2 separate regions of the Homo sapiens genome follow, and region 2 is linked to region 1. A link is an interaction called in ENCODE POLR2A ChIA-PET data of the cell type or tissue named here. Cell type or tissue: Panc1. All regions are shown on one strand. Links, peaks and the distances in the headings refer to the core of each region. The heading gives the core; the rest is flanking DNA. Region 1 holds the start of LOC105373688 (a long non-coding RNA gene). Region 2 overlaps FMNL2 (formin like 2).

Region 1 (14,272 bases), core at 1,264-9,263:
CAGGCAACTGCACTCCAGCCTGGGCAACAGAGCAAGACTCTGTCTCGAAAAAAGAAAAAAAAAAAAGACTTAGAGATTTTTTGGACAGATAAAGACTTTTTGTCTAAGACTTAGTGTTGGAATGGAAAACAAGGCTGACTAGGTATAAGAGGAAACAGATTGACAAGAATTTTAAAGGGCAAGCTGGGAATTTTTTATTTTGATTAAGGCACTCAATAATTATTTAAGGATATTGGGTAGCAGAATAGTAAAAAAAAATTTTTTTTGAGATGGAGTCTCACTCTGTTACCCAGACTGGAGTGCAGTGGCGCGATTTGGGCTCACTGCAAGCTCCGCCTCCTGGGTTCACACCATTCTCCTGCCTCAGGAGAATGGCCAAAACTGGCCATAGACAAAATCTCTGCAGCACTGTGACATGTTCGTGATGGCCATAATGCCCACGCTGGAAGGTTGTGGGTTTACTGGAATGAGGGCAAGGAACCCCTGGCCCTTCCAGGGTGGAAAACCACTTAAAGGCCTTCTTATGCCACAAACAATAGCATGAGTGATCTGTGCCTTAAGGACATGCTCCTGCTGCAGTTAACTAGCCCAACCTATTCCTTTAATTCGGCGCATCCCTTCGTTTCCCTTAAGGGATACTTTTAGTTAATTTAATATCTGTAGAAACAATGCTAATGACTGGCTTGCTGTTAATAAATACGTGGGTAAATCTCTCTTCGGGGCTCTCAGCTCTGAAGGCTGTGAGACCCCTGATTTCCCACTTCACACCTCTATATTTCTATGTGTGTGTCTTTAATTCCTCTAGCGCCGCTAGGTTAGGCTCTCCCCGACCGAGCTGGTCTCGGCAGCCCTTGTTGAAGGAATACTTATGGCAATGGTGATCACCGCTATGGTAGCTACCATTAAATTACTCGTTGTGATTGGTTGTCCCGCTTTCCTCAGGTTTTCTTCTGCCATCTGTGACAGCTTCTTGGTCTGTCCCCAGGTGGGTGGCTGTGTTTGATGGGTATAGCTCACGACAGTTGGGGTCCTTCTCAGTGTCAGTCTCAACATGGCTGCAACCGGGGGGGGGGGTCCTTGGGATCCTCCCAGAATCTCTTCCTTGGCATCTGGCTAATGATAAGGTTTCAGGTGTCTTGATGGTATCCAAATCGGCTGTTGATTTTGGCCTGGAGAAATACAGCATAACCTCTACCCCAAGTTATTATTTTACCTATTTCCCAACTTTTTGTTACCGGATCTCTCCACCAAATCAGTTGTTCTGCTTCTGTCTTTGCATCTGGTTTCTGTAGATGCTGTTCAGCTGCTGATAACATCTGGCCTTCTTTGGGCAGGCTCAAAACATTTAAAGTTAATAATGCTAGATTCAATTGTGTATGGGCTGTCCCATAATCCCTATTTCTCCCCCTTTTTTGTTTTTGTCATTAGTTGTTTATCTGTATGAAATAGTAACAGCATTTTTAATTAATTGTGTGGAATGAACCACGTATGAAGCAGCAGAAATGACATTAATAGGCATATTAAAAGCAGTCCATACCTCAATTACAGCTACAAGCTCCGCTTTTTAAGCTGAAGTATAGGGCGTCTGGAAAACTTTACCTTTTGATCCAGAATAAGAAGCTTTGCCATTACTAGACCCATCTGTGAAACAAGGAAAACACTTAGCAGGCTGCAGGTTGTTTACTGCAGGAATTGTAAATGCAAACTGTTCACAGTCTTGCTCAGCTAAAGGGATAGTAAAGAAATAGTCTTTTAAATCTATGACTATTAGAGGCCAATTTTTTGGAATTATAGCAGGAGAAGGCAATCCTGGCTGTAATGCTCCCTTAGGTTGTATAACTGAATTGATGGCCCTTAAGTCAGTTAACATTCTCCATTTACCTGATTTTTTCTTAATTACAAAAACTGGAGAATTCCAAGGGGAAAATGTTAGAGCTATGTGCCCATTTTCTAATTGTGTAGTAACTAATTTCTCTAAAGCCTCCAGTTTCTCTTTACTTAGCGGCCATTGTTCTATCCAAATTGGCTTATCTGTTAACCATTTTAAAGGTATAGGTTCTGGAGGCTTAACAATGGCCATCAAAAATGATATCCTAATCTTTGGCAGGAATTTTGTCTTTCTGCTTGAAGCAGTTCTTGCAAACCTTGCAAATTTTTTTTTTCTAGTCCCATACCAGGGACATACCCCATTTCATGCATTGTATGTTGACTTCGAGGGCTATATAATTGTTCTGGAATTAGAACTTGTGCTCCCCATTGTTGTAACAAATCTCTTCCCCATAAATTTATAGGTGCAGAAGTTATAATTGGTTGAATAGTCCCAGGTTGTCCATCAGGCCCTTCACAATGCAAAATATAACTACTTTGATATACTTCAGGGGCTTTACCAACTCCAACTATGTTAAATTGAGCGGGTTGAATTGGCCACACAGACGGCCACTGCTGTAGAGAAATGATTGAAATGTCCGCTTCTGTATCTACCAAACCTTTAAATTTCTTTCCCTGAATAGTTATTTCACAGGTAGGACATTTATCAGTAATTTGATTTACCCAATAAGCTGCTTTGCCTTGTTTATTTGTGCTTCCAAATCCTCCTGTTCGTTTAATTTCACTTTTTCCCATTCCCACATACGGCACGATCAGGAGCTGTGCTATGCACTCTCCTGGCTCTGCTTTCCAGGGAACAGAAGTAAATATAACAATTTGAATTTCCCCATTGTAATCTGAATCAGTGACTCCTGTATGTATTTGTACCCCTTTTAAACTTAAATTAGACCTTCCTAAAAGTAATCCTATTGTCCCCATTGGCAAAGATCCACAGACTCCTGTTGGAACCTTTTGCAGGGATTCCCCAGGCAGAAGGCTCACAGCTTTTGTGCAGCATAAGTCTACCGTGGCACTACCAGCTGTGGCAGGGGACAGACATTGTACAGGGGTGAGGGAATGGCCTGAGCCATTCTGGAATCCCCTATATGGCAGCCTGACTCGCTGATTATTTCTATATCCTTTTTTAGTATTAATAGCTTGTTTAAATTTTTTTAGTAATTTAAAAGGAAAAGGCTCAAATGTAGCTATAATATTTCCCTGTTGATCTGGGGGGTGTATTCTAACAGCAAAATGCCAAGCCTCTAAATCAACCTCTTGTGTAGCTTGCTAAATTCCTGCTTGAATAGAACTGAGAGCAGTCGCTTAAGGCACTTCTCGAACAGTCACTGGGGCAACTACTTTTCGCCCAGTGTCTTCCAGGAAAGAAAGATCTGGAGGGTCATTTTCTTCAAAATAATAGGGAGGGGATGCAGAAGGGTGGGGATGAACCTCTCCCTGCTTTGCCGCTTTAGCTTTAGGTGGCAAACAAACCTGCTCTGTAACCTCTTCTGTTATTTCGTTATACTCTCCTTCCTCCTCATCATCAGCGTGAAAAAGTTCCAAGATGGAACGAACCACACCCCGCACTTGTCCCATTGTTACCCTGACGCTTCCGAGCTCCCCTTCTTACTCACCACGGGGATTGCTTTAAGAGTACTTGGGTGTCCTCCAGCTAGTTCCATGTTTTCCAACTGTCACTCTGGCGACCCTTCAACCTGGATTCGAGCCCCCCACAATGGATGCCACTTGCCGAGACCAGCTTGGTCAGGGAGACCCTAACCCAGTGGTGCTAGAGGAATTAAAGACACACACATAGAAATATAGAAGTGTAAAGTGGGAAATCAGGGTCTCACAGCCTTCAGAGGTGAGAGCCCCGAACAGAGATTTACCCACCTATTTATTAACAGCAAGCCACTCATTAGCATTGTTTCTATAGATATTAAATTAACTAAAAGTATCCCTTAAGGGAAACGAAGGGATGGGCTGAATTAAAGGAATAGGTTGGGCTAGTTAACTGCAGCAGGAGCATGTCCTTAAGGCACAGATCGCTCATGCTATTGTTTGTGGCTTAAGAATGCCTTTAAGCAGTTTTCCGTCCTGGGTGGGCCAGGTGTTCCTTGCTGTCATTCCAGTAAACCCACAACCTTCCAGCGTGGTCATTTTGGCCATCATGAACATGTCACAGTGCTGCAGAGATTTTGTTTATGGCCAGTTTTGGGGCCAGTTTATGGCCAGATTTTGGGGGCCTGTTCCCAATAGAGGTGGGAAGATCACCTGAGCCCAGGATTTCAGGGTTACAGTGAGCTATGATTGTGCCACTGCACTGCAGCCTGGGTGAAAGAGTGAGACCCTGTTGCAAAAAAAAAAAAAGAAGTAATTTTTTATAAAGAGCAGAAAGCTGAGGATTTGCCTTTGGAAAGCATTCATTTTTATTTATTATTATTATTATTATTATTATTATTATTATTATTATTATTGAGACAAGTTCTTGCTCTGTCACCCAGGCTGGAGTGCAGTGGCGCAATCTTGGCTCACTGCACCCTCTGCCTCCCAAGTTCAAGCAATTCTTCTGCCTCAGCTTCCCATGTAGCTGGGACTACAGGCGCGGGCCACCATGCCTGTCTAATTTTTCTATATTTGGTAGAGATGGAGTTTCACCATGTTGTCCAGGCTGGTCTCAAACTCCTGACCTCAAAGTGATCTATCCGCCTCGGCCTCCGAAAGTGCTGAGATTACAGGTGTGAACCACCGCTCCCAGCCACATTCGTGTTTTAAAAAGACTCTTTTAATTCCTCCTGTTTAAAAGCAAGTATACTCAAGGATCTATAGGTATTTTTTTTCTATGTATATACTCAGTTCCTCAGTGAGTTCCTCTAATTAACAAAGTTTTTTTTCATCTTTTGTAATTAACAACATTTTTAATAGTTACCGGGAGCAGACCCTGTGTTAGAAACGAGGATACAATAATTGTTCACTGTTGCTTCATCTTAGGAAGTAATTGGGCAATTAAAAAATATTTCAGTGGCAGTCTAAAAATTGTGGTGTGCAAAGAATTTGAAAACCAGTTTACAAAAAAAAAAAAAAAAATCTAGAGGCTTGGTGGCATGCACCTGTAGCATCAGCTACTTTGGAGGATGAGGCAGAAGGATTGCTTGAGCTAGGGCAGTCAAGGCTGTAGTGAGCCATGATCATGTCACTGCACCCCAGCCTGGATGACAGAGGGAGACCCTGTCTCAAAAAGAAGCAAAAAAAAAAAAAGAAGAAGAAGAAGAAAAAGAAAAATAAAATATTTTATTTACCTTTATTTATCTTTTTTTTTTTTTTCTGGAGACAACATCTCTCTCTCTGTGTCACCTGGGCTGGAGTGCAGTGGCACAATTATACCTCATTGCAGCCTCAAACTCCTGAACTCAAGCAGTCTTCCTGCCTCAGCCTCCAAAGTAGTTGGGACTACAGGTACGCACCACTGACCCTAGCTCATTTTTTTTTTTTGTAGAGACAGGGTCTCACTATGTTGCCCAGGCTGTTTACCTTTATTGATTCCTTCTCTAATGCTCTTCGTTTTTAAAATGTTGATCCAAGTTTCTGACCTGCATCATATTCTTTCTCTCTCAAGGACTTTTAAAATTCCTTGCAACGCAAGTCTACTGGTGACAAATTCCCTCAAATTTTGTTTGCCTGAGAAAGTCTTTCGCCCTCACTGTTGAAGGATAATTTCACTGGATACAGAATTCTAGGTGAGTGGTTTTTTTTTTTCTTTCAATACCTTAAATATTTCACTTTTCTCTTCTCTTGCTTGCACAATTTCTGAAGAGAAGTCTAATGTAATTCTTATCCTTACTCCTCTGTAGGCAAATTGTGGTTTTTTTTTCTCCTTTTTGCTTCTTTCAAGATTTTCTGTCTTCAATTTTCTACAGATTGAACATGATTATGGTTAGGTGCAGATTTTTTGTTATTTATACTGTTTAGTGTACTCTGAGCTTCCTGGATCTGTGGTTTTGTATCCTTCGTTAATTTGGGGAAATTCTCAGTCATTGTTGCTTCAAATTTTCTTCTTTTCTTCTCCCTCTGGTATTTCTGTTATGTATATGTTACATCTTTTGTAATTCTCCTCCCATTTTTGGATATCTGATTTTTTCTTTTTTTCTCTGTGCATTTCGGTTTTAGAAGTTTTTTTTTTTTTTTTTTTCAGTTTTAGAAGTTTCTTGTGACATTTTTTCAGGCTCAGATTCTTTGTCTCTGAAGTTTATTGATGGAGCCCATCAAAGACATTCTTCCTTTCTGTTAGTGTTTTTTATCTCTAGCATTTCCTTTTGATTCTTTCTTAGAGTTTCTATCATTCTGCTTACACTACCCAGCTGTTCTTGCATAATGTTGATTTTTTTCCATTACAGCCCTTAACATATCAATCATAGTTAATTTAAATTCCTTGTATGATAATTCTATTATACATATTCTAATAACATTCTTGCTATACCTGATTCTGATTCTGATGTTTGCTCTGTCTTTTCAAACTGCATTTTTTGTCTTTTGTTAAGTGTTGTCTTTTTGTGAAAACAGGACAACATTTACTGGGTAAAAGGAACTGAAGCAAACAGGCCTTTAGTATGAGGTTTTATGTTTATTTGGCTAGGGATTAGGCTGTGTTTACTGCTTGCTATAGCATTAAGTGTCAAAGGCTGATTTCCTTGTTTTTGTCTCCTCTGTTGTCTTTGGGTTCTTGAGACTTAAATAAGGTCTGAGAGTAGGTCTCAATTCTTTAGTGAGCCTGTGCCTCTGCTATGAACTTCACAAGTGCTTTCTGGCCATGTGTGGTGGCTCATGCCTGTAATTTCAGCACTTTGGGAGACTGAGGTGGGAGGATCACTCGAGCTCAAGAGTTCAAGACCAGCCTGGGCAACATAGCAAGACCCTGTCTCTACAATAAATTAAAAAAAAAAAAAAGCTGGGTATGGTGGTGCACACCTGCAGTCCTAGCTACTTGGGAAGCTGAGGTGTGATGATCGCTTGAGCTAGGGAGATGAGGGCTGTAGTGAGCCGTGATCGCACCACCTACACTCCAGCCTGAGCGACACAGTGAGACCCTATCTAAAACAAAACAACCACCACCACCACAACAAAAACACAGGTGCTTTCTGTCCCTCTCCCCCTACCTACCTCCCCATCCCCAGTCTCCAGTTTTGGTGAGACAAGAAGGCTTAGGGGAAGCTAGAGTTGAGAATTTCCCTTCCACCAGCTAGGTTAGGCTCTGGTAAAACCCTAATTGCTTAGGCTCGGGTCAGATAGTTTCTCTTGAGGATGTTCTTTAAGAACATAATTCTGTGGGATTATTCAGAATAATTTCTTTTCCTCTCCCCCTTCCAGAAACACACAGTGATTTCTCTTACTGTGAACCAGATTGAATTCCTGGAGGTAAAACTCACAAAACCGTGGGGACCCTCCAATAACTAGGCCCCCATGGAGTTTTTAACTCTCAGACTTGTCTACACTGAGCCTCCAGCAATCTGTCAGTGGCAGTTCAGGTTTTCCTACCCCAGCCACTGGTCCCCAAGGACGTTTCTGCTCGTGGGTTTCCTCCAATAAATTGTGATCCTCTGTATCTATCTATCTCTCCAATTTTGAGGGCAGTAGTTTGCCCTGTGACCTTAGCTCTCTACTGGGTATAAAATGCTCCAGAAATAAACGCTTGGTGCCGTGAAGTAAAACCAGCACTCAGGCAAAAGTTTAATTCTCTCAGCAAGGCAATTTACTTCTGCAGAAGGGTGCCACTTGGGTCAATCAAGATCACAGGAGCACAGAGAACAAAGGAGACCAGGGGGTTTTTATCCTTAATGCAGTCCCTATCTCTGTGTCACTCCTCCATGGGCTGAGGTCAGACTGCACAATCTGAGCTGACCCGATTGGCTACTTGTACATATTTTCCTAAATATAGAAGGGGAGGGGGATGTGAGGTACAGAGGTGGAGCGTGTGGGATGTGCAGTTTTGGGGGAACAATTGGTACAGGTAACACGGGAACAGATGTGAGTTATTGATTAGAGCTGACGGGAAGTGGGTAGGCTGTTTACGGTAACTAGGGGCAAGGAAGAACAAGAAAGCTGAGTTTGAGAACAAAGGATAAGGAAGTTAACAGGCTAAACCCTTGAAGAGAAACTCAGAAAGATTTATTGTATCTTACATTCTCTGATGGATCTAAAAAGAGTTATTGATTTTTACTTTGTTCAGTTGTTTTCCTTGTGTGGATAGGAGTGGTGACTTCTAAGCTTCCATGCCCGATTAGAACCCAGAAATCAGCTCCCTTTCTTCTATCTCTCTCTTTTTTTTTTTTTTTTTAAGACAGGATCTCAGTCTGTCACCCAGGCTGGAGTGCAGTGTGGCACAATCTCAGCTCGCCGCAATCTCAACCTCCCGAGTTCAAGAGATGCTCCTACCTCAGCCTCCTGAGTAGCTGGCACTACAGGCATGCACCACCATGCCCTGCTAATTTTTGTGTGTGTGGTTTTTTTTGCTTTTCGTTTTTTTTGAGATGGAGTCTTGCTCGTTGCCCAGGCTGGAGTGCAGTGGCACGATCTTGGCTCACTGCAACCTCTGCCTCCCTGGCTCAAGTGATCCTCCTGCCTCAGCCTCCCAAGTAGCTGGGACTACAGGCGTATGCCATCACGCCCAGCTAATTTTTGTATTTTTAGTAAAGACAGGGTTTCACCATGTTGGACAGGCTGGTCTTGAGCTCGTAGGCTCAAGTGATCTGCCCCCCTTGGCCTCCCAAAGTGCTAGGACTGCAGGCATGCACTACCACACCCAGCCCTTTCTATCACTTTTCTATTATAAGTGCCGCAGTGTGTTAGACCAGCATACTGGAAACCTTGGAATAAACTCTGACTTTGCTCTGATTTTGCCATTTTAAAAATTTTTTAATTAAATTTTTAATTTTTTGGATTTCTTTTTTCAAATTTTGTTTTTGCTGTTTTTTCTCTTTCTTTTGGCATTGCCTCCATTATAGCACAGGCTTCCATTTCCTCCATGCCTTCCAATTTCTTCGTTTTAAAAGAGAGTGCCCAAACTTGGGAGTGAGAAGAGGCTGGAGTCTACTTCGTGCTCTGTTAACTAAGTTAAATACCCATAAGGCTGCATCCTTCCTAGACAGGGAGGCTTTTTTTCTAGTCATCGAAAGAAATCATGTGGGCTAGCCTACCCCTGCACACAACAGTCTACTTAATATCCTGAAATACCACTTTTGTAATTTTGTTCTCTTCCTTGAGAGTCTACTGGATTTTACATGCCATAAAAAGGTCAAGCTGGGGTGTCACTGTCTCTGGTAAATGACTCATTTTTCCCTATCTAACAGGCTTATTTTCTATAGCTTAAAGCTTCCGTTTTTGGAGTCACATAAAATTTCAAATCACAGCTGTGTTTGAACAAATACTTAAGTTTTAGGGACTTCAGTTTTCTTTCTTTTCTTTCTTTTTTTTTTTTTTTTGACAGAGTTTCGCTCTTGTCACCTAGGCTGGAGTGCAATGGCGTGATCTCAGCTCACTGCAACCTCTGCCTCCCGGGTTCAAGCAATTCTCCTGCCTTAGCCTCCTGAGTAGCTGGGATTACAGGCGCCCGCCACCACGCCCAGCTAACTTTTTGTATTTTTAGTAGAGACAGGGTTTCACCATGTTGGCCAGGCTGGTCTTGAACTCCTGACCTCAGGTGATCCACCTGCCTCAGCCTTCTAAAGTACTGGGATTACAGGCGTGAGCCACCGCGCCTGGCCCTTTAACTATATACGTTATTATTTATTTATTTATTTATTTTGTGTTTGGAGACAGAGTCTCAAAATATAAAACATTTAATATAAATAAAATATATTAAATTTAAAAATACTTTATTTATTTATTTATCTTTTGAGACAGTCTTATTCTGTCACCCATTCTGTCACACCCAGTGGTGTGATCTCAGCTCACTGCAGCTTTGACCTCCGGGGCTTAAGTGATCCCCCCACCTCAGACCTCCAAGTAGCTGGGACTACAGGCACATGCCACCATGCCTGGCTAATTTTTGTATTTTTTGTAGAGATGGGGTCTCACTATGTTGTCCAGCTGGTCTTGCATTCCTGGGCTCAAGCAATCTGCCCGCCTTAACCTCCCAAAGTGCTGGGATTACAGGCATGAGCCACCACACCTGACTACTATATACTTTATAAGGTTGCCGTGAAAATTAAATGGGATTATGAGAGCTTTTTGTATAGTAAATACTCAATAGCACTCACTATAGTACAATAGAACTTTTTTGCGATGATGGATGTGTTTTTTGTTCTTTGTTTTTTTTTTGTTTTTTTTTTTTTTTTTTTGAGAAGGAGTCTTGCTCTGTTGCCAGGCTGAAGGGCAGTGGTGCGATCTCAGCTCACTGCAACCTCTTCCTCCCGGATTCAAGCACTTCTCCTGCCTCAGCCTCCCGAGTAGCTGGCACTACAGGCACGCACCACCATGCCCAGCTAACTTTTTATATTTTTAGTAGAGATGGGCTTTCACCAGGTTGGCCAGGATGGTCTCGATCTCTTGGCCTTGGGATCCACCCACCTTGGCCTCCCAAAGTGCTGGGATTACAGGCATGAGCCACCGTGCCCGGCCGGATATGTTTTATATTTGCATTGCTCAATACAAATACCAACAGGCATATGTGACTGTTGATCACTTGAAATGTAACTATTGCAACTGAGGAACTTAATTTTTAATTTTATTTCATTTTAAATGCAAATACCCACATGTGGCTGCCTAGTAGCTAGTGTAATAGAGTGCTCTACACCATACTTGAAAATCAGTTCAAGGAGAAATAGGAGTGTCTTCCATCTCTGTTATTTGCTTTATGATATTTCACTTTCCAAAAATGCATGCTTACTTCTTTCACCTATCTTCATCTTTTATCTCTTTTCATTTTTCACATCTGGAAATTTAAGAATCCATTCAACAGCCCATCTTCTCCAGAAATATTCCTCAGTTGATCCCAATCTACATGTTTTTCACGTTTCTGAAACTTTTATTGAACATGGGTCAACATTGCACTGGTTAGCACTTAATATTCTTCTAACCTATCTTGTGTGATTGTTGGAACTTCCCAAGAGCACAGTATCAGGATCTCTGTGGCTTTTAATTCTGTGTCCTCCCTTTCAAGACCAATTAGCCCATTACTTAGAATACTTAAACACTGATTTGTGTCTCCCCAACACTCACATGTTGAAATCCAATTCCCAGTAAGATAGTATTTGAAAGTGGGATTTGGGGGAGGTAATTAGGTCATGAGAGTGGAATCCTCATGAATAGAATTAGTGCCCTTATAAGAAGAGGCCAGAAACCTCTCTTGCTCTCTTTACTTCATGTTAGGACACAATGAGAAGTCAGCAGTTTGCAACCAAAAGAGTGTCCTCTCTAGAATCTGACCAGGCTGACACAGCAATCTACAACTTCCAGCCTCCAGAACTGTGAGAAATAAATTGCTGTTATTTATAAGACACCCAGTCTGTGGTACTTTGTTATAGCAGCCTAACATGACTAAAACACACTGAATAACCCAATGTTTGAGTGATTACCTGTCCTTTACTTCTCTTATCCATTCCTCTTGCCTTCCAATTCCTGCTACCATTGTCTAGAAGTTGGCTGAAAGGAACAAAGAGCACCTGATCAGTTATCTAATAACATTTATTACTTTTTTATTTCCTACATTGTGTTACTTTATCTCTCTCACTCCTGCATGATGAATAAAATCATTTTTTTCAGAGGCATTACGCTTTTCACACTTTATTTAGTAAATATTGGGCACCTACCATGTCCAAAATACTAGCAGTAGGGGCAAGGGTTGATTAGAGGGGAGGCATGAAAATAACGTAATCACTGCCCTCAGTGACTCATATTCAGGCAAGGAGAAAATGATTTATAAAAGTAGTTAATGGAAGAGAATACATAGGAATAAGGGGAATTCCATGTGGAGGCCAAGTGTAGAGTAATGGTATTTTGCTTTGTACCCACTGGAAATTATATTTTAGTGCCCAGTTGAGGTAGTTAGTCCAACAAATTTGATGTTGGGAATACTTCTGATTGTAATTGAGAACTATTATCTCAAACTAAATTGTTACAAATTGGAGTTTGAATCTTTAGAAAGAAAAAAAGAGAGAGAGAAGCTATGTATAGACCATCTAGAAAAAAGTCATTTTGGAAATCAGCTTATGAAAAAGGTAATATGGGAAAGTAAAACATAAGCAGAAATGATAATAAAATTGATTGGTTAGGTGAAAAGAGTTGAAGGGAAAAAAATGTACAAATTCAGGAAATTGTGTGTACACGTGTGTATTTAAAAAAACCCAAAAACCTTCAGCTAGGCATGGTGACCTATACCTGTGGTCCTAGCTATTCTGGAGGCTGAGGTGGGAAGATCACCTGCAGGAGGTCAAGTCTGCAGTGAACTGTGATCACGCAGCTGCACTCCAGCATGGGCCATACAGCGAGACCCTGTCTCAAAAAAAAATAAAAATAAAAAAATCCCTAAACCAAAAACTTCAAGGAAGGCTATCTTAAAAGCCCATAGATCCTTAGCCAGGCATGGTGGTGCATTCTTGTAGTCTCAGCTACAGGGGAGGATCACTGAGCCCAAGAGTTTGAGCCTAGCCTGGGCTACATAGTAAGACCCCATCTATTAAAAAAAAAAAATTCCCACAGCTCCAAAGGCCTGGCTTCACAGGACTCCTAGCAGACCTGGTTCATTCTATTCAGTAACTATTTTTACTGGCAATTCAGTTCAAGAGTACTGTAACTTGTATGGATGGATCCGCTTAATTTTTACTTCATAATTTATTTAAAACTCTATTATTACTCTCTGTTCATTTTCCTTTGTCATCATCATTACCGCACTCTTCACAGTAGGTGGCAACAGTGCTTCACTCCCAGAATCGACTGAACGGCCTAGAAGTACAAAACAGAGGCAAACATTGAAACAAATTTCAGGATCCTAATTTGGCCAAAAATAAAAGCATTGCCTTATAAGGTCATGTCAGTAATATGCCATTATAATATGCCAATTATGTGCCAAATTGTTATATATTCTACATTCAGTGTTTAGTAAAAATTCATATGTTGAATAATTCATTTTGCCAGTGAATGTCAATAAACCAGGATGTGCTATCTTAAAAATTAATATTCACTTAATCTTTCTTATCATAATATAATAAATTATCTCCTTTATAGTTTAATGTAAAGGTAGGTATTTATTTCTACTTAATTTCACGCGTGCTGGTCATTCAGCAAATGTTTATTATGTCTACTATGACAAGAACTTCATTTCTGCACATGTGCAGAGAAAAGCAGTTATCTGGGTGGTGCACTAAAGACAGATATAATCCAAATTGCACAACATAAGTTGACATTTAAAACATCACTTTAAGGCAATATATGCTATAGAGTAGTAAATTTTAGTTATCCTAACATTTACCTCTTTTTTTTTTTTTTGAGATGGAGTCTTGCTCTGTCACCCAGGCTGGAGTGCAGTGGCGCTATCTCAGCTCACTGCAACCTCCACCTCCCAAGTTCAAGCGATTCTCCTGCCTCAGCCTTTGGAGTAGCTGGAATTACAGGCACATGTCATCACGTCTGGCTAATTTTTGTATTTTTAGTAGAGACAGGGTTTCACCATATCAGCCAGTCTGGTCTCGAACTCCTGACCTCATGATCTGCCCACGTCAGCCTCCCAAAGTGCTGGGATTACAGGCGCGAGCCACCGTGCCCGGCCTAAAGCTTCTTTTAAAATGGCTTATATACTAAATATATACTAAATAGACAATTTTTTAATTTTTTGGTAGAGACAACATCTCACTATGTTGTCCAGGCTGGTCTGAAACTCCTGGGCTCCAGCAATCCTCCTGTCTTGACCTCCCAAAGTGTTGGGATTACAGGTGTGAGCCACTGCATCCAGCTAATTTCAAAGAATATTAAGATCAATGTATAGATGATATATACGTAATGAGTTGCTAGGAAAAAATAGAGGACAGTGTTTTTCAACAAAGCATCTCCATGGTCTGTGGTAGAGCCAAACCTGAGATGCTGAAAGCAGATGTCACATGGAATTAAGTACATTGCTGTATTCACCTAAATATCCTGTTTGCGAATCTTAATACACAACAAAATTACTCCATTAGGACTAACCTTCAGTCATAAGATTCCATATTCCATCTTCCTTATTCCACTTACTCAAAATGAGAACAACCATTGCTTTGTAAATTCATTAGCACCTTAGTAGAATCCAGGCCCATCCCTGGTTAGAGAAATGGCAAAATGAAACCCTAAGTGTAACAAATGAATGACTTTACCACACAAATACTCAACACATGTATTCCCTGTTCTGGCTTCAGTTAGAAAATAAAATGTTTGTGATTTTTGT
Region 2 (17,495 bases), core at 4,393-12,392, 400 kb after region 1:
TCCACATAGGCAACTGAGAATACAGCATTGAATAAATCTGTGGCCCAGGGAACTTACTTTCCAGGGAGGGGAGACAGATGACCAACAAATAAATTGGTAAAATGTATATGTTCCAGATAATAATGATGAAATGAAAGCTAATGCTTACATGTTACACTTTTCAGGTCTAGTGCTTTTAAACCTCTTAAGTCATGTAAATAGCCCTGTGAGATCAATAATATTACTCTCCCCATTTTACTGATGAAGCTGGGACACAGAGAAGTTTGGTAATTTGCCTAAAATCACATAGCTAGTTAGTAGTGGAGTCAAGATTTGGACCCAGGAACACTTTGAACCCAGAGAACCATTACTAAGTACTGTAGAAAAAATAGGAAATAGGAACTGCTGAAAATGTGTGCGAGTTTTAAATAGGCCAGCTAGGGAAGGGTCACTGAGAGGGTAACATCTAGTAACAACTTGAATGAGGGAGCAAAGGGAGGGATATTAGGGGAAGAAGGTTCTAGGCAGAGAAAAGGGCAAGTGCAGAGACCCTGAGGCAGGAATGTCTGGTTTGCCCAAGGCACAGAAAGGAGGCTTGGCTGGATCAGAATGAGTAAGAGGGAGAAGAGTAGAAGATGAAGTCAGATGTGACAGGGAGTTTGATTATGTAGAGCTTTAGAGGCCGCTGAGAGGACATTGACTTCACTATGAGTGGAAAGCTATTGAATGGTTATAACGACATAATCTGACACTTGCATTTAACATGAGACCATGCTGGCTTCTGTGTTTAGGTTTGATCTTGGCCAGGCAAAGGCAAGAGGGGGTAGACCATTTAGGAGGCTTTTAGCAGTAATTTAGGTGAGCTTTGGTGGTCATATGGACTAGGATCATAGGAGTGGAGATGATGAGAGGTGGTCAGATTCTGGTTTTATTTTGATGTTAAAGGCCACAGCATTGGATATGAGGGAGAAGGTGAGTAGTAGAGGGTGGCACCAGGGCTTTTGTCTTGGGCACCTGTGAGATATATTTGCTATCTACAAAGATGGGAAGACTGCAGGATAGATGGATTTGAGGGAGATCATTAGGAATTCTGTTTCGGGGATTTTAACTTTGAGATTCCCCTTAGACATTCAAATGGTGATCTTAGGTGCATGGTTGGATATGCCAGTCTGGATTTCAAGGCAGTGGTCTAGGCTGGAGTTAGACATTTGAGAGTAATTAGCATATAAATGGCATAGGAAGCCAGGAAGGTGAATGAGATCAGTAGGGGTAGACTGAGAAGTAAAGAAGTCCAAAATATGAACTCTAGGGCTCTCTGTTTAAATGTCAGAGAGACGAAGAAAAGCTGGCTAGAGAGCCTGAAAAATAGCCAAGTAGGAGCCAAGTGAAGGACATATTTCAAGGAGAAGGGAGTATTCAGCTCTGTTAGATGCTGCTAAGTCAAGTAAGATGTGGAGTGAGGATTGGCCATTGGCTTCAGCAAAGTGCAGGTCTTTGGTGATCTTGGCAAGAACAGTTCATTGGGATGGTGGGGGTGAAATGCTTGATTGGAGTGGTTTCAAGAATGAGCAGGAAGTGAGGATTTATACTGAGTGTCTGGAGGAGTTTTGCTGTAAAGGATAGCAGAGAAATGAGAGGCAGTGGCTGAACACAGGTTGTGGTATCAAGAGAGGTTTTTATTGTTACTTAAGATAATTTGCATTTTTTATGCTAATGGCAATGAGTCTATGGAGAGGGAAAAATAAGGGGGAAGGGAGGAATTTCTGGAACATATGATGTTCGTGAGCAGATGCGAGGGAATGGGATGGAGGAAGGACTCATGGGAGGGGTTGGCCTTAGTTTGGAGCACAGAAGAGTTCCTCTTTAATAGGAGGTGAGGAGGTAAGCCACAAATCTGTGTGGATAGATTGATGTGGTATAGGAACTTCTGGATGTTTTCTCTGATGAGCTGAGAGTGAGTTTTGAGGAGAAAGAATATAGTTGACCCTTGAATTTTGTGGGGTGTGAGGGGTACTGATCCCTGGTGTAGTCAAAAATCTGTATATAACTGGAGACCTCACCAGTAGCATAAAGTCTGTTAACACACATTTTGTATGTTATATCTATTGTATACTGTGGAGTCACCCTGGAAGCTTAAAAACTCAGGTGCCAGGTCCCTGTAATTGAGATTCGGAGTAAATGTTTTGTTTAGTCTTCCAGGGGAGTTTAAGGAGCGGCCAAGGTTAATAATCACTGGGCTAGAGCCTTTTTATCATTTTAATAAAGAGAAACATGTAGTTCATTTGTAAAGAATGGGAAGATAATCTTTTGATAATAGCATCATTGCCGATTTTTTTTTTTTTTTTTTTGAGAGATGTGGGTCTTGTTGTCCTGGACTCAAGCTGTACCCCCCGCCTCAGCCTCCTGAGTAGCTGGGACTGGAGGCACAAATCATTGCATCTGGCATTCTTGAAATTTTTAATAGAGAAATATGCTCTGACAGTGATATACTAGAGACATAAGTGCATTTATAATGGTGTAAGTTTCATTAGGTAGATACTTCGGGTTTTTGGTTTTAAATCAATACTGACAGTTCCCTAACTTGTCTCCCAATGCTTTGTGTTTCTTTTTTTTTCCATGTTAATTTTAGTATGGTTTCAACATGGTCATGTCTCATCCACACGCTGTCAATGAGATTGCACTAAGCCTGAACAACAAGAATCCCAGGTAAGCTGCTTTTGTAGTACGCAAGTCTAAATCTATCTAGAGAAAACAGAGGGCTAGTCAACACTTAACCAAGTTTGACTTTGGAAACTTTCAAGTGTTAATCTCTGAAATAAGATTGGCTATAAACTCTTTGGCTGTGTAAGAATTTTTCCTTTTAGCCAAGTTACATTCTTAGATGGGCCAGAGTTGAGCAACTGGTGACAATTCTAGCCCTTCACTGTTCTCCTCAAGCTTTTGTTCTTTTGAGGCCTGGTTTCCAGCATCCTTGCTGCTAAATTTGGAGAGGATCAGGTTGCCAGGACTCGGGGGCCAGGAGAGTCTTGATAAAGATTTACGTATATCAGTTATTGCTGGAAGCTAGCTAAAACCACCATCCTTCGTCTACACTTCGCTTGATAACTTTACATATGTAGCTTTAATTACTGAACGAAAATAGAAAAATAATTGTAGTGGCCAGCCGCAGTGGCTCATGCCTGTAATCTCAGCACTTTGGGAGGCCGAGGCAGGCAGATCACCTGAGGTCAGGAGTTGCGACCAGCCTGGCTAACATGGTGAAACCCCATCTCTACTAAAAATACAAAAAATTAGCCAGACATGGTGGCACATGCCTGTAATCCCAGCTACTCAGGAGGCTGAGGCAGGAGAATGGCTTGAACCCAGGAAGTGGAGGTTGCAGTGAGCCGAGATCGCACCGCTGCACTCCGGCCTGGGTGACAGGGCAAGACTCTGTCTCAAAAAATAAAGAAAGAAAGAAATAGAAAAATAAAATTGTATATGCAGATTTCCTTTCATATTCACCACCTTGTAAAGGCTAGCAGCAGATATAATTCACATCACACGTTAGTCGTAAAAGCCAGTCTTCATCAATTGTAGTTATTTTAATGTGCTTTCCATTTTGGTGAAGTATTCTGTACTTCAAATGTGCAATTCCTTTTCATCCAATACCTCTCTGTAGACAAAATATCTGAAAACTGTTAATTCAAAAATCTGTTTATAAATTAGCCATTTCTGATTTGGAAAATGCAACACGAACTATCAAGTCCTCTTTACTGAATATTATTCTTTCAAACTTCCCCTGATTAAACCTTTTGCGACTGTGCGATTCCTTCCTTCGTTTACTAGAGTCCTAAGTAGCCATGCTTCTGTGTCTCTGCCTTCTACTACAGGGAAGACATTATTTTTTAAAAGACAATTGACATTGTGGAGTATCAGAACAGTTTTTGTTTAGAAGTTGGTGAAAGCTGTTATTCCAGAAAAAAAATGAAATACTTAAGTGGTCTTATGATTGAAGAAACAATGCTGTTTCTTTCTTGACATTGAATTTGAAAACTTAGAGTGTATCTCCATGTTCTCCTTCCAAAAATATTTCAGATTGAGTTTTATTTTCTTGAGTCAAAGAAAATATTCTTGTGTTAGTAAAGCTAGTAAAGCTGTAATCCAGCTCCTTCCAGTTGTCCTGCGTAGGAAGAAGAAAGGACAGAAACTTGTATTTTCGTGGGAGATTTATGGATCTGTCCCTACATGAGCAGATTTGAAATGTAGAACATGAGTTTCAGTTGATTTTGAACTTTTTTTTTTGCAAATGTTCTCTCACTGTCTCTAAAACCAGAGCAAATACTTAATCAATAGTTTGTTTTTCAGCATATTCCCATTCCCTTTGTTTTTAGCGTACCAGTAAACATTTTTCATCTGTATTGTACTGAGTCACCTGATGATAGGTCTAAGAGATTATTCTTCTCAGAACTAGTTTTCATTAGTGAGTGATTTGTCTTTTTGGTAAGTATACCTTCCAAATTTGCCATCTTAGACAAATCACATATGTAGTAGTCAGTAAAGGTTTAAAAATGTACTTTGATTAAACTGTACCTTAGTAAAATTTTTTAAAAATGTAAGGGCAAATGTTTTATTCTCATGTATCTTGGAAGGAAGAAACAGCTGACTCATCATGCCATTTTCACTGATTTGTGTTTTTCTTCTTCTTGTTTTGGCAGAACAAAAGCCCTTGTCTTAGAACTGTTGGCAGCCGTTTGTCTTGTCAGAGGCGGGCATGAAATCATTTTATCAGCATTTGATAACTTTAAAGAGGTAGGCTACACTATAGTTTTCATAAGAATACTCACACATCTTACATTTGGACATCTTTGAACGGAATTATTTACCTTTTCATTTATCCTAGGGCCTAAGGAATATAATAGTTAATTTCTAAGATCTCACTGAGAGGAATGTAATGAACTTAGTCTAAATTTGGTATCTTATTTCTAGGATAAGTTAAAAATAATCACAGTACTCTTTTTTTGTTGTTGTTGTTTTTGTTTTAATTTTTATGTTTTTAGGGAACATGGAATAATCCAGTTTGAAAACCGGTTTTGTTACATGTATGTGGTTTTCATTGGGGTTGATATTGGCACTTGATCGTCCACCATGCAAATTTTATGAACTCTTTCATCACAGTTACTTTATTTTTGCTGGATGCTATGAAAAACCTGGCAAATACTGGCACTGATTCTGGGAGCGTGTAAGCTTAAGTGGGCTTGTCACAGCCAAACAATAATGCAACAGTTGAGCATGGTTGGAAACGGAGACTGTCTGACCACAAAGAAAGGAGGGATTACACAAAGACAATATGACGCCGCGGGCCCTGCCCCAGCGTATCCAAACATCACCGCCGCGGGCCCTGCCCCAGTGTATCCAAACATCACCGCCTAGATAGTAGCTGCTTTCCCACAGGGTAGTGGGCAGTGTTGTAGGACCAAGAAGAGTACCTGTTTGTTCCCCTGGTATATGCCTGACATCAGAGGCTACTTTGAGGTGAGAAATTACAAAGTAGTCCTTAGAGAACAGGTGGAAGCCCAGGTTACAATAGGACCCTTCGCCAAGTTGTGTGTTATGCTAGAAGTCCCATTTAATTCCAAATGCTTTTGGATTAAGACCCGAGCTGGATTAAAATCCAGGTCACAGAGGGACTGTTTTCTCTCCTCTTTCCTGAAAGGTTCTGAACTAGAAACTCTGATAGTATTTATTGAGAACCTACTATATGCCGGGGCTATACCAGCTACATGCATGGCATCATTTGGTTCTATAAGAACATCTTTGAGACAAATATTAATATCTTGATTTTAGCGAAATTGAAATACATAGTTTACCTGTGGTCACATAGCTAGATAAGTGACAGAGCCAGGAACAGGACTTGGTGCTCCTGATCCTGAACTTCCTTGAAATGTGTTGAAGTTGTGGCCTTATTGTTTGTGAATCCCTTGAAGGAAATAAGGGAAATACTGAAATGAGACAGGACTTCGGAGCTATTTCCCCTGCCTCCTACCTCCTTAATTGGATTTACTGCCCAGCTGCCAAATGTTCTAGACACCAGCCTGTGAGCCTCTGCATAGGCTGGGAAGCTTCAAAGATGTGAACAGGGCAGACACTCCTCTTGCTCCTTTATTTGCATTGCCTCCTTACTGCTAGTCCATTCTTTAAGATTTTGATATTATCCATTTTGTAAATGCCAACTGTGGAGACAACCAAATATTATCTTTTTTTTTCTTTCTATTGAGCCCCAAAGATAGTGAAAAAATATCCAGCTTCCAAGAGAATGAAGAAGAATAATAGTGAATCTTTAAATTCATATTCTGGCTTCCAAGACAAATAGATTTTAGAGACAAGAATGTACGAATGCTTGTCTGTGAATGTTTTTATATATCATGTATAAATATATAAATTTTACATTTATAAATAAGGAAGTATGTTTGGGTGGATGGGTTTAATATGAAAGAGAAACAGTATGTGCAGCTCATATAACGCCCAAATCTTTATCATTAGGTCATATTTGAAAATATTGCATGCTGAGTACTTTTCACATTGGAAACATTTACTATATAGTTATCAGTGGCCCTTGTTATAATGACTCATATTATAACAGGAATCTGATTATACTGCAGGTCAGATTATATCCTAAAGATATATTTGTATAGAACAAGAATAAAAGCCAGGAATTCATGAGATGAATGATAATATTTTTTTCTCCTAGGTAAGATAGAGTACCTTTCTTATGCATAGTAGGCCCACAGATACTTGCAGAATTGAGTTTTAACTCTTTGGTGTCAGACTTATATATGCTTTAGCTATTTAGGGTGTAGTATGTGCTTAATTGAAGAAAAATGTAATCCTAAGTCTAATACCTGGACAATAGTAATGAGAACTAAATTACTTTTGACATTGAATTCTTAGAGCTTTAACCAAAACTGGCCTCATTTCTGTAATTAATCAGGAGTGATGGTAGGTCTTCAGGTACTGTCCTTGGCATAGGCATTTGCATCTGATAGAAGGTGATAGCAGTGGGCTAGGGGAGGTCCTCAAATGCTGGTGGGACCCCAAACCCTGCTGGTGTCTAGGCGCTTGACATCCTCACAAGAATGAATTCAAGTATGAGTTAGAAAATAGTGAAAGTGTGGAGATTTATTGCAAAGCAAAAAGTACACACTCAAGAAAGGGGAGTGTGGGCATGCTTGAGAGAGTCACACAAGGTGGTTTGGGGCTGCTACCTTTATGGATTTCTTTAACCAAGGGATGGAGTATTCACGGAGATTCCTGGAAGAAGCTGGAGATTTCTCAGAACTATGGTGCTACCCATTTTTACCTCAAATAACGATGTTCTGGAACTGTCATGGCACTGGTGGGTATATGATTGAATATGTGAATGAGCATAGAATAAGGTCCTAGGAGAAACCTGGATCAAATCCAGCACCATGTTGGACCCAGTTTGTCTTTGCCAGCTTGGCCCACACCCTGTTTTTCAGGGTCTTATCAGCCCCAAGCTTCTGCAGCTATTTCAGCAGTTTCCTTTTGCTTAGTCATGTGAAACTGCTGCCTAGAATTTTTTATTCTGCTGCAACCATCCTGCATTATTCTTGTCTAAAAACCATATAGACAGACCAAGCAAATGGATTATTATCCTAATAGCCATGGGAATGAAGACAAGGTAGCAACATGCCCCCGACAAACTTAGTTGTTATAGATAGGTCAGAAGAGCCTCAACCGATTTATCCAATCTTGAGGTGCAAAAGGTGTTATTCTGTGTTGATCTTGCTTTCTAAAACATGCAATGCCGCTCACAGCTCAAAGTCTCTTAAATCCCTTCCTCTTTTTCTCCCATCTTTGCGTGAGTGAATTTTTTTTTTTTCACATCATAGTAAAGTGAATTCTTTAACCTCTTTAACCAAAATGTCATTGGAATCTTCTGGTTTTATAATAATATTCATTATTATATTCTGGCATGCCTGTGCAGATAGGGTTTTGTTCAGTGAATAATTCCTTTTGAGCCACATATGGCAGAGAGAGTACCATACCAGGTACCAGGATACCAGGAAGGAGGACCAAAGAAGAGTCTTTGCCTTCGAGAAGATTGTTTTTAAAGCTTTTCATCTTTTTTAGTAAGTTGGGATTCCATTCATCTGCCTAAGAAGGATGAAAGGATTATCTTTGTTTTTATTGGCAGGAATGAGGGGTGAAGTAGGGGAGTTCAACATCTATTTTTTGCAAATAAAGTAATATGCTTTAGAGTAGCCAGATCCTTTGGGCTTTGATCACTGTTAGAGCATAGCCAAGCGTACTAACGCAATATGGAACCAGATGCTAGAAAGACATTTAAAAGGCCATGTATCTTAAGTAGTTTATGTAGCAGGATTTTTCCCCCTCTACCTCTTGAGCCAATAAATCCATTCTATCTAATTTGACCACCACTAATTAATTAGTTCAGATGTAAATTAAAGGAAGTTATTATTTGGCTGTTGAAAGATTTTTATGTATGACTACATCATTTTCTCATGTTTTGATGAATATTTAGAATCCCAATCTTATATTTTTTTTCCTTAAAAAATCTTGCTACAAATCTTGTAATAGCTGAAGTGCATGTTTTAGGAAGGCAGGGAGCACCTTTAGTTTAATGGTATGTGATGGTGGCAAGAATGTTAACCCAAAGCTTTGCTTATGGTGGGGGTGGGATTGGGGTCTAAGCCTGATGTCACTGAGCAAACACATACATGGCTTCAATGTACATGATGACAAATGAGTCTTAATTACATGAATACAGATAGTAAGCTTATACTGTGCGTGGTTTGTGACATGCCTGAAAACATGAGTGTATTGAGTAGATGAAGACTAAATCATTAACAGTCAACCATTGTGCTCCTTGAATTCTTTTTTCCTTAAAAAACAATTTTTTAAGGGGATTAACACATCTGGTTTTGTGTTGAAATATCTCTTAACGAAAATTTATGGTCTTGAAATAAAGACCAGGGTGAGAAAAAGGAGTCATCTATTTTTTCTTATTGGCTAATTTATTAATAGCCCCATGGAAGGACATATGACCATCTTACCTAAATTGATGTTTTCTTAGTTGTGTGGCAGTGTATATTTTTGAGCCCCGAGACTACCAAACAGAAAAAAATACATTTGGAAGTAAAAACCACCCTTTGGATATTTATATTAGTTCAGAGTCTTCTTTGCAAGAAGCAGAAACTGACTCTAACACATAGAGGAAAGGGTTGATCGAAAAGATGTTGAGAAAAGCACAGACTTGACAAGGAGCCTGGAGAACCAGGCTTGGAAAATGGGCAGGCATTCCTAAAATGTGGCTATACTCTGGCTCTGCCTTTGAAGCTGCGCCACCAGAAATACCATTTGGGGTTCTGGTCATGCTTTTTCTTCTCTTCCAAATGACATGGACCATAGCTAGCAATCTGCTGGCTCATAAAACTCTTATCTACTGGTTAAGGACCTCAACCAGTCCCCACTTCAGATTTCTAAACACTACGCTTCATCTCATTACCAAGGGGAACCTTGAAGTCTTCAACCTAGCTCTTGCTCTCAACTTTTTCTTAGTCTTTTTACTTTTTCCATTATATTCTTTGATATATTTGAGAAAATGGCTTGCTTTTAAAAAGTGTCTCCAAAGGTTTGGCAAAAAAAAAAAAAAAAAATGCTTCCTTCTGAAGTCAAAGAGGAAAAGTACTGAGGCCCTGTAGACTCTACAGTGGAACAGCCACTATGACATGAGTAATAAAATCCTCTGAGGGCTTTGAGGCACCAGCTCTCCCAGGCTGCTGGGAGGTGCACCTGGAATTCATCAGGATTTCGGATCAATTATAACTGTATTCTCATCTGCTTCTGTAATGACAGCATCTGGCTTTAGCAAAAAAGCCTGAGTTTGGTTATTAAAGGCTCAACTCCCTCCCACTTTTGACCTTCCAGTACAGAAAGATGGAGCCTTGTTGAATGAGTCACTCGAGGCCACCAGCACTCTTGTGCACAGCACTCTTGGCAGTAGTTGTTCTTTTTTCTGCCTGTTGCTAGAAGGCTTCCTAAGAAAGCTGATGTGTGGTTTAGCTACTGGGCATCTGAAGGCACTCGTGCTACACATTATTAAGTTGAACTAAGAAAGCCTGTCAAGTTTTATTTATAGTGGACCAAATTGGGCAGGAAGGAGAGTGAAGATTTTGGTGTGCTTCCAGCATCCCTCTGAGTTTAATCCCATGTAATCTAACCTCCCAAGCATTTGAGGGTATAGGATTGTAAATCTAGCATGAGACCATCCAGATAACTTCCTAAGTGGTAAAGTAAGGGTACTCACATTTTTCAGTCTCTCATTGAACTATAAGCAATGTATTCTCTCAAGTCTCAAACTGTAGGAGCCACAGCCGTAGAGCATGTATGTATTTCATGGTATCAGGCCAGAATTAGATTGATCTAATTAACCAAGATTCTTCTTGACTGGTCCTCCTCCTTAGCATTAGGAAGCAAAGTCCTAGTCTTAATGTGGTGTTAGTGCTGCTGAGTAACTTTTTTTGTCTGTTTATCAACTGTTGCAATTTTTTGCTGTGGATACGAAAGTACCCCACACTTCATTTTTTTAGGCTCCTGGCTTCTGTGGGTCAGGAAGCCAGGCTGGCATGGCAGGGATTGTCTCTTCTTTGTTTTGTCTGGGGCCTCATCAGGGAAGACCTGATTGACTGGGGATGCCAGTCCATCTGGAGGCTGTTTCACCCACATACCTAGTTTTTGAGCTATGATACCTCTCAAGGACTGGGCCCAGCTGGGACTATCAACCAGAGAGCCTCCATGTAGAACTCCACGTGGCTTGGGCTTCTCACAGCATAGCATCTGGCTTCTGAGGGAGAGTGCCCCAGGAAGGAGCATCTGAAGAGCCACCATTCAAAGAGCCAGAGGCTGCTGAGTGTCTTCTGAGCTGGTCTTAGAAGCCGTGTAGTGGTCACTTCTGCCATGTTATCTGGGTTCCCAGTGAGGCCCTGAGCCCAACCCGGATGCAAGGGGAAGGCAATGGCTTCTCTTCTTGATGATTGGCCGTCGGGTTACTGTGCAGAACATGTGGGGTGGGAGAGAGAGCTGTGGGCTCATACCATTGTAGTCTGTATACCTCAGTAAGTCTCGTACCTCAGTAACTGTATGAGATTTACCAAAATGTTTATTGTTATTCGTCTTTCATTTTCTCCCTCTTCTTTACTCAATCCAATACTTGGTTTTTCCTTTTGACTGAAAACTTTATAAACTTTTTGATTGGAGATAAAAAAGATAGTTTTTAATTCTTTCATGTGAATCTACTATGGGCAAATGATATTGTGAGAGCCTTCCCTAGAGAAAGGAGCCATTTTCATAGGATGTCCAAGTTTATTTTCTGGTAATGAACTAGTTATTTCTTTACCATTAGTGTCTTTAACATCTGGTTAAGGGAATGAAGGCTGGTATCCTCCTGATTGTTAAGGGATGAGTCATACTCACTTACTGAAAAAAATGTGAGTGCTTTCTATGTGTCAGAAACATTGATAAATATTGGAATATGAAAATGAATCAGACATATGCCCTGCCTTTAAAAGAGAGCCTCCCAGGCTAGTTGAGGAAGCAGATAAATACTTCGACAGTTGTAATACCAGGCTTTATAAAGGTAATTGCAAGATGCTCTGCAAAGAAGAGGAACAGCTGACCAAGACAAAGTAGGGCTGGAGGCAGATGGGGAAAGAGCTCTCAAGGAGGCTCCTTATAGGAGAGGGTGCCTGAACAGAGTTTAGGGTGAACAAGGTTAACCAGGTGTATTCCTTTCCCATTGCTGCTGTAACAAATGACTACAAACTTAGTGGCTTAAACCAACACCAGTTTATTATTCTACAGTTCTGTAGACCAGAAGAATAAAATGAGTGTATAGGGTGGTAATCTCTGAAGGCTCCAGGAGAGATTTCATTTCCTTGGCCTTGTCAGCTTCCAGAGGCCACTTAGATTCTTTGGCTTCCAGCCCCTTCCTCCAGCTTTAAAGCCAACAACATAGCATCTTGTCTCTGTCTCTCTGCTTCTCTTGACACATTGCCTTTTCTCTCTGACTTCTCTGTCCTTCTTCCTTTAAGGACCCTTGTGATGACATTGGGCCCATCCATAATAATCTAAGACAGTCTCCCCTCCTGAAGTCCCTTAATTTGATCATACCTTTGCAGATATCATCATACCTTTGCAGATATGATCAAATTAAGGAACTTCAGATGGGGAGATTATCTTTTTATTGTATAAGGCAGCATAGTCAACAGGATCAGGAATTAGCATGTGGACATCCTGGCGGGTAGGAGGAACACATCATTCAGCCTGTCACACCAGATAAAAAGGAGTGAGGATGTCATTTTATACCAAGAAGGTAGTATTTTAATAAAGCTTCAAGGACTTTAGTTTGCCCCGAATCTCCAGTTTTAAAGAGCTTAGGGCATGGGAAGAGAAAAATTGGGATAGGAAATTAAAGGGAGATCAGAAAAGGCCCCCTTGCTTATCCCAGGCTCTTCATAGTGCCACACAGCCTAAAGGGAGCAAATATGCTCCCCAGTCACATTGGCTGTTTAGATTGACTCTATTAATAAAGAATTTGCTCATATGTTTTGTTCTGAAAGTCAATTAACAGTGGGCTCAGCATGCAGTTGCTTTGATAGAGCAGGGTGTGTTTGGGGTCTGAGATTTGTTTCAGAAATCTTACCATTCATATTTCTCATTCCTTGGGCTCCTTTCTCCACCGAGAGTCATCTGCTTCATCAGCTGCCGTATTCATTTACTTATCACGTCTTCAGGACTGCCCTTTTTTGGTGGTCCTGGGGGAGCTTAAAAAAAAAAAAAAGAGGAAGTACAGCAGGGTAACAGTGCCCAGAGCCAGACCAGATTGTCACATTATCTGTTGTACAAATGTAGAGATGCTTTGCTTCACAACTTGACTTTAATTAGACCCCTTCTGCTCCACGCAAGCCTGAGTACAATTTTATGCAATAGGGAACCTCATCCTCTATTTTAAATGTAGCAGCCACTTAAAAAAACAAACAAAAAAAACAACAAAAAAAAACCCAGGGTGTTAGGGTGTTGCTGCCGTGTTATTTCTATTCCTATAAAAATGCCGCTTCTAAAATGCATGCCCTTTGCCAACTATAAAAGTTGGCATATGTGCCCTTATTTCATATTCTTGGAAGATAACGAGGAGAACCCCAAGAGAAAGCAGTGAGAGCTGAGTGTTATTTTAAACCCTGCAGAACTTGAGACAGAGACTGGTACTGTTCCCTAAACATGAGCTTTCACTTGGGAAGTATTTCTTTGACGTTTTGATATTGTCTGGTTTAAGGTACAGAAGGACACTATGAAGCACTCTGCTGTGAGCTGATCAGAAAATCGGAGTCAAAACTATGACAGCTTTGGCAATATCACCAACTCTAAAAAGCATTTGAATGGAAGTTTTCAGTCTCCGGGCAGGATTTGATTGCCATTCTGGCATTTATTTCGTGAAAGGCCTATTTAAGGATCTTCTTGGTTTGCTCTTCCTGTGTAAAGGAGCTGCTTCCCTGCTCTTCTACTCCCTCACTCCTGGACCTCCTGGGCTCAAGTGGTCCTCCCACCTCAGCCTCCTGAGTAGCTGGGACTACAGGCATGTACCACCACACCTGGCTTTATACATATATATATATATATATATATATATATATATATATATATATATGTATATGTATATGTATATATATATACATATACATATATATATACATATACATACATATACATATATATATATATAATTTCTTGTGGAGACAAGATCTTGCTATGTTGCCCAGGCTCATTTTGAACTCCTGGCCTTAAGCAGTCCTCCTACCTTGACCTCTCAGAGTTCTAGGATTACAAGTGTGGGCCACCATGTCTGGCCTTCTAGCTGCTTTTTAAAGTAGTTTTATATTGAGTAAAAATAAAAATTATTGTTTTTATGTGTCATGGAATTCTTGATTATAGCTTATTTTAGCAGTTATTTAGTCCAGTACTAAGCCCTACACACAGGGTTATATTAACCGTCTTATTAAATAAGCATGTGTGGCTCACGCCTGTAATCCCAGCACTTTGGGAGGCCAAGGCAGGCGGATCACCTGAGGTCAGTAGTTCGAGACCAGCCTGGCCAAGATGGTGAAACCCTGTCTCTACTAAAAATACAAAAAATTAGCTGGGTGGCATGTGCCTGTAGTCCCAGCTACTCGGGAGGCTGAGGCAGGAGAATCGCTTGAACCTGGGAGGCAGAGGTTGCAGTGAGTCGAGATCGCACCACTGCATTCCAGCCTAGGTGACAGAGTAAGACTCTGTCTTTAAAAAAAAAAAACCTGTAGGTTCAACTATAGCTGTTCAAATAGTTATGAAGTGCTGGATATGTTAACCAGGAAGAAGGATAAGATAAATCATATATAAATAATATATATGTGTATCAGTGTGTATGCATGTTTGTCTGTATATTTGTACATTAAATATATGTGTGTGTATAATAGGAGTAAGTGTAAAGATATATGTGTGCACAGTAATAAGCCCTAAAAGGAAGCAAATGAGAGGATTTGGAGTGGCACTGGGACAACTCCTTTGTGTGTGTTTATTTCTGTTGCTTGGACTGTTTGGTAAGTAATAATCCCTCACGTGGCTAGACTATCCCTCTTGTGCAGAGTTAGATTTTCCCTCTGATAACTTTTTTTTTTTTTTTTTTTTTTTTTTTTTTTTTTTTTTTTTTTTGAGACAGCATCTCACTCTGTCACCACCCAGGCTGGGGTGCAGTGGCGCGATCTCAGCTCACTGCAACCTCCGTCTCCCGGGTTCAAGCGATTCTCCTGCCTCAGCTCCCGAGTAGCTGGGACTACAGGCGAGTGCCACCACGCCTGGCTAATTTTTTTGTATTTTTAGTAGAGATGGGGTTTCACCATATTGGCCAGACTGGTCTCGAACTCCTGACTTCGTGATCCGCCCACCTTGGCTTCCCAAAGTGCTAGGATTACAGGCGTGAGCCACTGCGCCCGGCCTCCCTCTGGTAATATTTTATATGGCTAGATTTGTCTTTTCTAAAGATGCTCAGTTATCTTTTGTGTAACATCTCTCCAGACTACCACCTTTTCTTCAAAACTGTGAAACAGAATCAGAACTGTTTGGAATTGCCAGCAGACTGTTGAGCAAATATACTTTTTACAGTGACCCCGTTACAGGGTTAGGGGAGTTTGTTAGAAAATAAAAGGTTTCAGGCCAGGCGCAACGGCTCATGCCGGTAATCCCAGCGCCCTGGGACACCAAGGTGGAAGGACTGCTATAGCCTGGGAGTTCACAATTAGCATGAGCAACATGGTAAGACCCTGCCTCTACAGAAAATACAAAAATTAGCCAGGCATGTTGGTGCACGCTTGTGGTCCCCGGTACTCAGGAGGCTGAAGCCAGAGGATTGCTTGGGTCTAGGGGGTCAAGACTGCGGTGAGCCGTGATCACACCGCTGCACTCCAGCCTGGGCGACACAGCGAGAACCTGTCTCTAAAGAAAAGATAAGGCAGCCAGGTGCGGTGGCTAACGCCTGTAATCCCAAAACTTTGGGAGGCTGAGGCAGGTGATCACAAGGTCTGGAGTTAGAGACCATCTTGGCCAACGTGGTGAAACCCCTTCTCTACTAAAAATACAAAAAATAAGCCGGGTGTGGTGGCACGTGCCTGTAGTCCCAGCTACTCAGGAGGCTGAGGCAGGAGAATCGCTTGAACCCGGGAGGCAGAGGTTGCAGTGAGCCTAGATCGCGCCACTGCACTCCAGCCTGGTGGCAGAGCGAGACTTCGTCTCAAAAAAAAAGAAAAGATAACTCATGATTTCCGTGCCACAGAAGTTTGTATTGCCTTGAGAAAGGTAGGACTGACTTTAATAGGTATTTAGTTGAGGACCAAATATACACTAAGGTCAACACTAGGAGGACAGTAATTTAAAACTTTAAGAATTGTGCATGTATTTATATTTTTATACCTAATTGTAATTTAAACCAAAATGTTAGGTGTTATTGACAATGAATGTGTGTATTGAGCTTGACTCTCTATGTGAGTCAAGTTCAAATTTCATTTGAAATTTAAACTCTTGTAAAACATAAGCACATTTTTTATTGATGTGGGGGTCTCTCGTCAATAAGGGCTTTGTTTGTTGGTTTCTTTTAAACCAGCAATTCTCTTCAGAAAGAAAGCATGAGCAGAGTTCAGAATCAATTCCATTTTCTTCTTTATTGTCAACATTAGTGTATTTATGTCATGTACATAAAAAGGCATATACATATGCAGAAATAGTAAGGCTACTATTAGTTAATTTTCTATTTAATAAAAAATTTGTTTGTTTATTGTTTCCTTAGTGCTGGCAGACTAGTATATATTATTTTGTTAATTCTTAGATGCACCATCTGAGGTAGGAACATAGAGGGAGAGCTCAGAGCAAATGGGCCTACTGACGTCTCTAGTAAATGGCAACTCTGGGATTTTTACACAGATCCATTTAACTCAGAGTTCATATACAGCCTTACATAACATGTCTCACATTCCAGGCACTTTCCACACATGTTCGTATATTGTCCTCAATTTTCCACCGAAAAGCAAACCTAATGGGAATGGTTAGAGATTGGATAGATTATTGGGGTGTTTAAAATTACTGGTAAAATTCAGAACAGACCATACTGTTTGTACAGGGCCCAGTGGGAGAAGTGGGTAGGTCCTGAGCAGGGTGATCAGGAAGGGAAGAGACCTGATTTGATGGAGAGAATTCTGGGAGCAGAGAGATTGGCATGAAATCTGTCTCAAAGGCAGCATAAGTCAGAATATATTTGTTCTTTAACCAGGAAAAATATCTGACCAGGGTCCATGTTACAGAACAAAACATGGCAAGAGGCAGGCATGAATGAGGTTCTGAGGAAACAGTGGTGGAGAGACTGGAAACCTGTGATTAAAACAAACAAACAAACAAACAAACACCTCAACTAGAAGATAGATACAAATAGAAGGGAAAAAAGAGAAAGGGAAGAAATTCACAGTTACATAATACTTTACAGTTTAGAAAATGCTATATATATATATTGCATTTGATTCTGTGGAAATCTGCAAAAAGCCTTTTATGTAATTTGGATAAAACTTTAGGAGTATTGTGTAGCTCTGCAGAAAATACAGTAGAGGGGAGAGATGCTGGAGTCTGGAAGACAGGTGGTTCAGTTGTCAAATGACTCAGCCTTGGACCCAGTTTGTGGCCATGGCAATGAATATGAAGCCAAAAAATGAAAGAAAAGGCAATAAGAGATAGGGTGATCCACCGAATATGAGAATGGACACGAGGAGAATAAGAATCTGTTCAAATAATATACACTTAATGAAGAGGAAAGTAGCCCAACTATAGTCAACAAATACAATCTGGGGATTTCTTTTTTCAGGCAAAGAAAATAAAACTTTTTTTTTAATTTATTTTTTTAGTGGGGGTGTAATGCCCGAGGT

The links. ChIA-PET counts read pairs that join two places held together with the same protein. Peaks named below come from ENCODE experiments on the same cell type or tissue, not always from the same donor. Only the 100,000 strongest peaks of a DNase experiment are listed, where the experiment ranks them.
Region 2: POLR2A ChIA-PET joins it to region 1 with 11 read pairs; 4 of 35 experiments call an interaction of 5 or more read pairs at or near these places.

What each region holds. Positions count from the first base shown.
Region 1 is chr2:152,177,323-152,191,594 of GRCh38, forward strand. LOC105373689 (a long non-coding RNA gene) reads left to right here. Exons shown (of 3, transcript XR_923477.3): 2 at 5,483-5,603; 3 at 13,348-13,365. LOC105373688 (a long non-coding RNA gene) reads right to left here and starts at 3,396. Exons shown (of 2, transcript XR_923475.1): 1 at 3,358-3,396; 2 at 1,538-1,641. In Panc1, for the core only: no CTCF peak of the experiment used is centred there; no DNase peak of the experiment used is centred there.
Region 2 is chr2:152,576,280-152,593,774 of GRCh38, forward strand. It overlaps FMNL2 (formin like 2), which reads left to right. Exons shown (of 26, transcript NM_052905.4): 8 at 2,609-2,685; 9 at 4,677-4,770. Among named protein-coding and RNA genes, the nearest start is that of PRPF40A, 130 kb to the right of the region's middle. In Panc1, for the core only: no CTCF peak of the experiment used is centred there; no DNase peak of the experiment used is centred there.